Regions from separate parts of the Mus musculus genome. Here region 1 is linked to region 2. Evidence: chromatin contacts called from ENCODE Hi-C or POLR2A ChIA-PET data. All regions are on one chromosome and are shown on one strand. Each heading gives the region's core, a stretch centred on a gene start or an enhancer-like site at or near the end of the contact. The rest is flanking DNA. Distances are from core to core; before and after follow the strand shown. Region 1 holds the start of Creb1 (cAMP responsive element binding protein 1). Region 2 holds the start of 4933402D24Rik (RIKEN cDNA 4933402D24 gene).

Region 1 (3,885 bases), core at 133-2,632, 760 kb after region 2:
GGAGAATCTAGTTGTTGAGGAGTAGGGTTAAAAGGAAAACTGGCAAGTGAAGAGGGGAGAGAGTGTTTGGAAGAGTCAAACAGCATCAAATGCTAGGATGGTCTTGAAAATGCAAGATGCAAAACTACATAGACAGGAAGACTGTGACAATTCAGAGCCACTGCAAATGGAGAGAGACAGTAAAAGACAGGTGGAACTCGGAAAGGAGCTTAAGGAGGAAGTTTCTATATTTTATTTATTGCCCACACATACTACTGTGATGTAAGTGCTGAGGTCAAAGGACAACTTATGGGAGCTGGTTCTCTCCTTCTACCACGTGGGTTCTCGAAATTGACCTTAGATTATCTGGCTTGGTGGCAAGGGCCTTTATTCATCTCACCAATGCCACAAGAGTCTTCTTAAAGAGAGGAAGAGACGTTAGCATGCTAAAAGTTCTGGTTAGAAACAAAAGAAAATTAAGCTACTCTTCAGTATAATGTCCTTGGGAAAGCGGGAACGGCTAGGACACACGGAATGAAGGCAAGCTCAGTGTTATAAAACGTCAACAAGGGCTGGCGTCCAGCAGGAACAAAACTATAGGAAGAGGGCTGAACGGCACAACAACAAAAGGTGAAGAACTGGCGGTTAGGGGCAACTCAGAGAGCAGTTGCGGTAGCTTTGAGGCTACGGAAGTCACACTGTCAAGTTCTGGGGTGCAAACGGTGGAAGCCACGCCGCAGCAGCGTGCCACCGCTGCAGAAAGGGCTGAGAAAAGTCAGCACAGGATGTCGCGGGCAGGTAGGGTGGGGATCTGTTTCAAGTGTTGAGAGCAGCATGGCTGATCATTTCTCCAGCCTCAGAGGGAGGACGGTACCCAGTACCTAGGGGCTCTGGCTGGCCGCAAAGCGGAGCTGAATCCCCACATGCCACCTGTGCCATAGCTTTCTTCCCAGCAAAGAACCAGCTCCGGCCCGGCAGACTCCCCTGGCCGGTAGCCGGCGTCTCCAACCTTCCAGCGCCGTCCGCGCGGCTCTGGGCCCTCGCGGCGCGTCAAAGTTCCCGGGCGGTCTGCTTCCGCCGCAGGATCAGACCGCGCGGGGGTTTCCAGCAAGTCCCCGCCACCCCGGGAATCCCCACACCACCCCAAATCTGGCTACACACAAACCCCGCTTCCTCCAAATCTCCTCAGCTGGCGTCCGAAGCCTCCACCCGCCACAGTGAGGCTCGGATCGTGCCTCCAGAGCGGGTCTCAAACCGCCTACACCAGCTTCCCCGGTCAACCCCTTCGCAGCGCCGGGAAGTAGCCGAAGGCCTTCGGCAGGTTCCGCCAGTAGCGCGGGGGCGGGGCCTGTCGAGCGGCTCCGGGTCGAGCTCGGCTGTTTCCGTGAGTGGCCGCTGCGCACTCGGCACTGGGCGGCGCTGGCTGGCTCCCTGGCTGCGGCTCCTCAGTCGGCGGCGGCTGCTGCTGCCTGTGGCCCGGGCGGCTGGGAGAAGCGGAGTGTTGGTGAGTGACGCGGCGGAGGTGTAGTTTGACGCGGTGTGTTACGTGGGGGAGAGAATAAAACTCCAGCGAGATCCGGGCCGCGAACGAAAGCAGTGACGGAGGAGCTTGTACCACCGGTAAGAGGAGCAGGAGGAGGAGGCAGGAGCCGGAGAGAGCCGGGGGGACAGAGGGGGGCCGGGGAGGCGCCGGACACCCGCGCTCGGGGCCTTCCCCTCGCAGGAGGGGCCGCGGTAAAGATGGAGCCTCCGCCCGAGCCCCACAACACCGCCGCCGCTCGCAGCGAACAAAGAATAATGGCGGCGGACTGGAGCCAGCGGCGGCCGGGCGGCAGCGACTCTGCCTGCAGCCAGCGGCGGCGCTCATGGCGGGGGGCGGCCGGGCCGGGGCGGGGTGCGAGCGAGCGGGCGGCCGGCCGCGGCAAGCTGGCGCCCGCGTTCCCGCCGCCGGGCCGGGCCGGGCCCGGCCGTGCCGGGCGCGGAGCCGGAGCCGGCGCGGAGCGGAGCCGCCCCGGGGGAGGCCGCCCGCCGCCGCCCCCCGTTCCTCGCCGCCGCCGCCCGCCTGCTCGCACGCTCGCTCGCCCCGGCTGTGCCGGGCTGGCCGCCCGGGCCGCCGCCTGGGTGCCCGTGGGGGGTGGAGGAGGAGGAAGAAGAAGGAGACAGTTGAGGGCAGAGGAGGTGAAGGTGCTGCCGCCTTCGCGGCGGTGCCCGCTCGGCGAGCCGCAACGTCCGACCTGCTTTCCTCTACAGCGCTCTTTGTGCAATAAAGTTCGAAACCCAAGGTTTTCTCTGGTGCTGTATTTTATTCTTGCCCCTCTCCCCGGCTCCCACGCGGTCGGAGAAAATGCTGTTTTCTGCCCTAGGCTGTTTTAAGGGTTTGGGGTTTTTTGTTTTTGTTTTGTTTGGTTTGTTTTTGTTTTTTGTTTTTTTTTTACTATTTCCCTCACCCCTCGGCTTTGAAGATGAAGAACGAATCAGTAGTCCTGGGAATGCATTCTTTTGGGAAGGAAAGAGGTGCTAAGAAAACATACATGTAATAACTTTTTGCAGAAACTGTTGGGATCTTGTAAAAGGGAAGCTGGTGCTTGAAAACAGTTTCGGTTTTAACCCTTTCCACTAAGATAATGATCACTTGAGGTCAATCATTCTGAAACCCTTAGAAATTATCGAAGGGGAAATTAGTATTAGCGAAGGTACTTTTCGTTTTCTGTCATTTGAAGGGAGGCAGTCTTGCCAAGGTTTTTTGAGTCATCCGTATCTCCCCTTAGCCTCTGCCATGCTCCTCACACGCTTCTGTCTGAACTTTAATGGAGGATTGATATAATTCTCACTCTAAAAATAGTTATTGAAACTATCCATTATTTGTATATTGCCGTAGGTAATCCCAGCCTGAGGTTGATGGCAGTTTAAGCCAGCAGGGGTTGTGGTGTTCCTTTTTTTCCTTCACCTAGAACATCTGCAAAGGGGACTGTCAAAAGTCATTGACACCTTAAAGATCCAAAGACATTTTTAAAGGGCATTGCAGTATGACCTATTTAAACCTGCCATATCTTCTCAAAGTTAAGAGTTTGATCCTAGCCTCAGTTTTGCACCACATCTGCCTTCAAAAGATCTAGCACAAAATACCTTTGGGCCATCTATTGAAATCTTGTGCCCTGATGATCATTTCCCAATTGAAAAGCAAAGCCCAAAATTTTAGTTGATTTGAAAGGTGCACAGTTTTTTATATATTTGGGGGGGGGGGTTGCTTGTTTCTTTTACAATACAACCAGTTACTGTACCATTGAATTGTGATTGGTCCATACAAGGCTTTTGGTTAGGAATAAATATTGATTGGTAATAGAACCATTGTGTTTGATTTTTTTTCTATGCGTCAGGACTCTGAAACTTGACAAGTTACATTGCTAGTCTTTAGCACTCCAATTTGCAATTGTTAAGAAAATTAAGATGCAATAGAAGGAGTTGTTTCCATAGGGTTGAGAAGATGATTTTGTTTCCACACAGTGAAGACTCTATACATGGTAATGTTGATGATAAAATAGTTTTTTCAAAAGATTTTCTACAAGCCAATAGTGATGATACATGAGGATGATTCTTCCCCTGTGAGAATAAAAAAAAATTCCTATGTGTCCTTTCTTCAGTGTTGACCAAAAGATACTTTAGGTTTTATTTATGGGATCTTTTATGGAGAATCAAATTGATTCTCAGCAATTGCAAGTGAAACTTGGAACACTTTTTGTGTGCATTAATTTTCAAGCATTCACCTGGAACCTGACAATAAATTACAGTTCTCTCTTGCAGAGGTCAGTGAAAGTTCTAGCACGGTGTGCTTCCCTCCTCTTCCTCCTTCCTCTCCTTTAGTTGTTTATTTTTGATGGACCTATGTATTTTAGAAAGCTAATGAAT
Region 2 (3,737 bases), core at 889-3,388:
GGTTCCATGGCAAGTGACTTCCCCAAGGTTCCTGAGCCTGGTCCAATAAATAGAAAGCATCTCCACTTCTCTTCAAGAAACCAAGTCTGTAAGAATCCTCAGTGGTGGGAAAGTGGTTTCACAATTGGGTTTCATTTTAAACAAGTGATTCGATGCACTGGAGGGCTAATATTAGTAAATGAAGTTGATAAAACTCAGTCATAGGCTCTGTGTGTGTGTGTGTGATAGCTTTTCCCTCATGACCTAGTACCTGAGATAATGAGTACAAGAGTAGCAAATGTTTAATTTTTGCTCATGGGTTCAGAGGTTTTAGGCTGCAGTTGGAAGAGTATTTGATGAGTCTGTTTAAGCAGACTGAAGCCCTCCCACTCCTTCAAAATACAACAGCCACTGATTTTTAAGCATTTCCCTTAAAGTTTAAGTAAACAAAACATCCAACTCTGAGAACCATCTTACCCATTTACAGGTGAAGACACCAAGACTCCCACTTTACTATGCCACATAACTCTGAGGAAGTTATTTAAATTCCTAGCTACTACATTCCACATATTATATATATTATAGTCTTGTAGCAATCAGAAGCCAGTTGTTTTCAAGAAAAAGTCTTAATGTTCTTATTTTTATAATAGAATATGAGAGAACTAGCACATTATAAATGGGTGGCCATTTTCATTTTGAAGTGAGTTTTACCTTGGATGAGAAAGGTTGTTTGTCTTTTCTTTCTGTATGTTGATCTATGGGGAGTCAAGGATAGCAGTGCTGTTGGGCCAAGGATGAGGACACCCAGTTTGTAGGCTCTACCTCTACCATGTGAATGGTCCAGACCTTGGTTTTTTCCACTCTATGAAAGATGAAGCTGGAGTAGATAATTTCTAAGACAGGACGTGCTTCCACCTTTAAAAATTCTCAACATAAGCTGCAATTCTCCAACCCATCATCCTAAACCAGGCTTTAAACTTCTGGATGAATAGGCTTCCATCCCAGGACCAAGAATATGCAGTTCCTCTTAAATCAAACTCAACATTAAATTGCACTGCAAACAAAAAGTTTCACACGGTTTGAATGTTGCTGTGTAGAATTTAATGAGCTCCATATGCCTGACCTCTGGAAGGAAATGATGTTGGGAACTGTAGCTGGGGAAGAGGCTAAGGGCATCAGCATCTGCTGTGAGTTACTTGGAGGGAAGGGAACCGACCGCATTTTTGTATCACTGCCAAGCTGGAGAGGTGGAAACGCTTTGCAATCTGTGCGCTCACCTTCTGAGAGCGGGCTGACAGTTTTCCAATGTTTTCCTTGCTCTTCGGGAAGTTGTGGAGGACAGCAGATTCTAACTTCCTTTCTGTAGCTGCAGCAAACATCTCAAGTCTGCGGGGGCAATTGGGTTTCAGGTCCGTGCTGAAGAGAGCAGGCTGTCCTAGGAGACACATGAATGATGTGACTGACCACTAGACTTGTTTGAAAGAATCTGCTATCCCTGCTGGGCCCTTCCTAAAACCCGGGTCTGATAACAGCATCCTTTCTCCTTATTAATATATATACATACATCCTCTCTGCTATACACAGACTGTCAAATTGGACCTGGATGCACTTTGGAAAGGTTCTTTGGTCTTCTATCTTTACCCTCTTGTGCCCCATCTACGGACCCCTCAACAGCATTCAGGTTTCATCTCTCTGGACTTTCTAAGTGCTTTCTCCTCTGCGGTGTCCCTACCATCTGTTTATCACGCAGGATGCTCCTGCACCACACAACTCATTGACCACTTTGCAGGATGCGTCTCCATTCTCCCCTTTGCCCTCTGTGCTTTGTCTTTTCTGTCTCATAACCCTGTTGGAGTGAGGAGGGGGCTGTGCAGTCTGCTCCCAGTCAGTTGGAAAGGTTTTTGTGAATGAGACCTTGTGGGCTCCTTTCCTTTATTTTCTGGGGGCAGAAAACAATCTAATTTCAGTAAATGTTGGTTAAATGAAGACAGGAAAGAAGGAAGCTAGGGCCAGAAATTCTTCAGGGCAACGCAAGAGCCTGTCTCTTAAGGCTTCTTGGATTCCTCTGGTTACCTCGTCTAAAATAATTCATGTCCATCAGCTGTTCTGCGGCACATCCTTTCTGAAGACTATTGTCTAATGGTAGGAGACAGTTAGTGTTCTACTGACCATAGGGGGTTGCTATGAAACAGAACAGAACAGAGAGCATCAGCAGATTCCTCATCTTCTCACAATGCTGCTGTGTGCCCTGTACAGACGACACCGAAAGACTCTTCTCTTAGAGATGTGCTGCACAAAGTCATTTTCTGTGTCACTCGTTGCAAACAGACAGTTCTCTCCAATTGGAGAGGCAACCATTTATGTCTTTTGTCATAGAGTAGGATTCCATTCATATTTTTGTTCCTACATTCATTTCAGAGGGTTTCTCAAGACCTGAACTATTTTTTGGCAAACTATCACTTTTCTTCCTGGTACTAGACTCAGAGAATAAAGGCCATTTATGCTTTTTTTTTTTAATTATTAAGAGTTGTATCAAAATTGAAAATCAGAATTCTGCGTTGTCATATTTTCATGAGACATGGCAGTATTCAAACACATTGTCTCATGTGATTTTTGCAACAGACTTGTGACATGAACGAGGCAAATATCAGAGGTAGAAAAATCAGAGGTAGAAGGTGACATGATACTGTGGGTGGGTGACTCCCCTCTCAATCCCAGTCATCTTAAGTGAGGAGGACCACTAGCCGTGCAGAACAGCATGGTTTGGGTTACCTTTGCAAGTGTTTAAATCCCGAGTCAGGCAAACCATGTTGGGTGCTGCCTGCTTCCCGTTGTCATGTTCTTCATGCGTGATAGGATTGAGGGAGGAAAACAAGAAGGACTGACCATTCTTTTAGTGACCGTTTTAATGTAGAATCACAGCTGAATTTACTTGGAGGGGGGAGGCCGGTTGTAAGATTATTGTTTTTCTTCTTTTTGTTTTAAACTGAGACTATCTGTCCCCTTTCATCATTTTCAGAGAACTGCTAGGGCAGACGTTGGGAAGGAATATAGCAAGTCCATTTGTTAGAATACCTGGACCCTCCTCAGAAAAGGTGAGGGTGATCAGTATGTTAAGAGCTCAGTTAAAAACAGGGAACATTAAAAGCAGGTAAACTGGGGGTTCCCTGTGAACACGTGCCTTCGTTAGAAAAATGGAATTTGAGGCTCTAAAACACAGCCTGTTTCCAAGTAATTGCTGAGTTCCCCCAAATCTTGTTTAACATATTGCTGGGATAATGCATATGAGATGGTTAAAAATGGAAGGGAGAAAAAAAAATTCCCCAACACCCTTAGAGGAATTTGCAATTCATAAAGTTACTGCCAATTTTGCATTATAGTTGCCATGGCAGCCGTGCTAGGCTGCTGCTCAAACATTCCTCAGAAGGGGAAGGAATAGTATATAATAAGCTCTTCAAGTGTAATTTTTTATTGTAGTTGAATTAGTGTGTAATTCTCGTGTGAGCAGCCCAGTAATCCGTGAATGCGCACTCTAGCAACGATGCCGATTTCTTATCTCTGCGTGCTTATGCAATCTATGAAAAAGTTGCTGCCTGCTCCCAGTGCTTGCTAATTAATTATTAAAAAATAACAAAAAAAGCATTAGTGGCAATTAATTAATTACAAAAGCAAAAGCACAAACAATAAAAACAGCATTTTGAACATGACTCCAAGGGCCTGGCCAGCTTGTTAAATGGAACTGCTTTCAGCCAAGCTTC

What was found. Hi-C counts contacts between places; a loop is a spot of excess contacts on that map. ChIA-PET counts read pairs that join two places held with the same protein, here RNA polymerase II (POLR2A).
Region 1: a map of left cerebral cortex shows a loop between it and region 2 (2.1-fold over the local background). The contact joins the promoter of Creb1 here to the promoter of 4933402D24Rik in region 2. A Hi-C loop is called at or near these places in 2 of 37 maps with a recorded cell type or tissue (both left cerebral cortex). POLR2A ChIA-PET finds 5 or more read pairs at or near these places in 2 of 5 experiments (Patski and embryonic stem cell).

Annotation. Positions count from the first base shown.
Region 1 is chr1:64,531,422-64,535,306 of GRCm38, forward strand. It overlaps Creb1 (cAMP responsive element binding protein 1), which reads left to right and starts at 1,383. Exons shown (of 9, transcript NM_009952.2): 1 at 1,383-1,599.
Region 2 is chr1:63,767,129-63,770,865 of GRCm38, forward strand. 4933402D24Rik (RIKEN cDNA 4933402D24 gene) reads right to left here and starts at 2,139. Exons shown (of 3, transcript NM_001256158.1): 1 at 2,053-2,139; 2 at 1,257-1,414. The coding sequence starts at 2,077.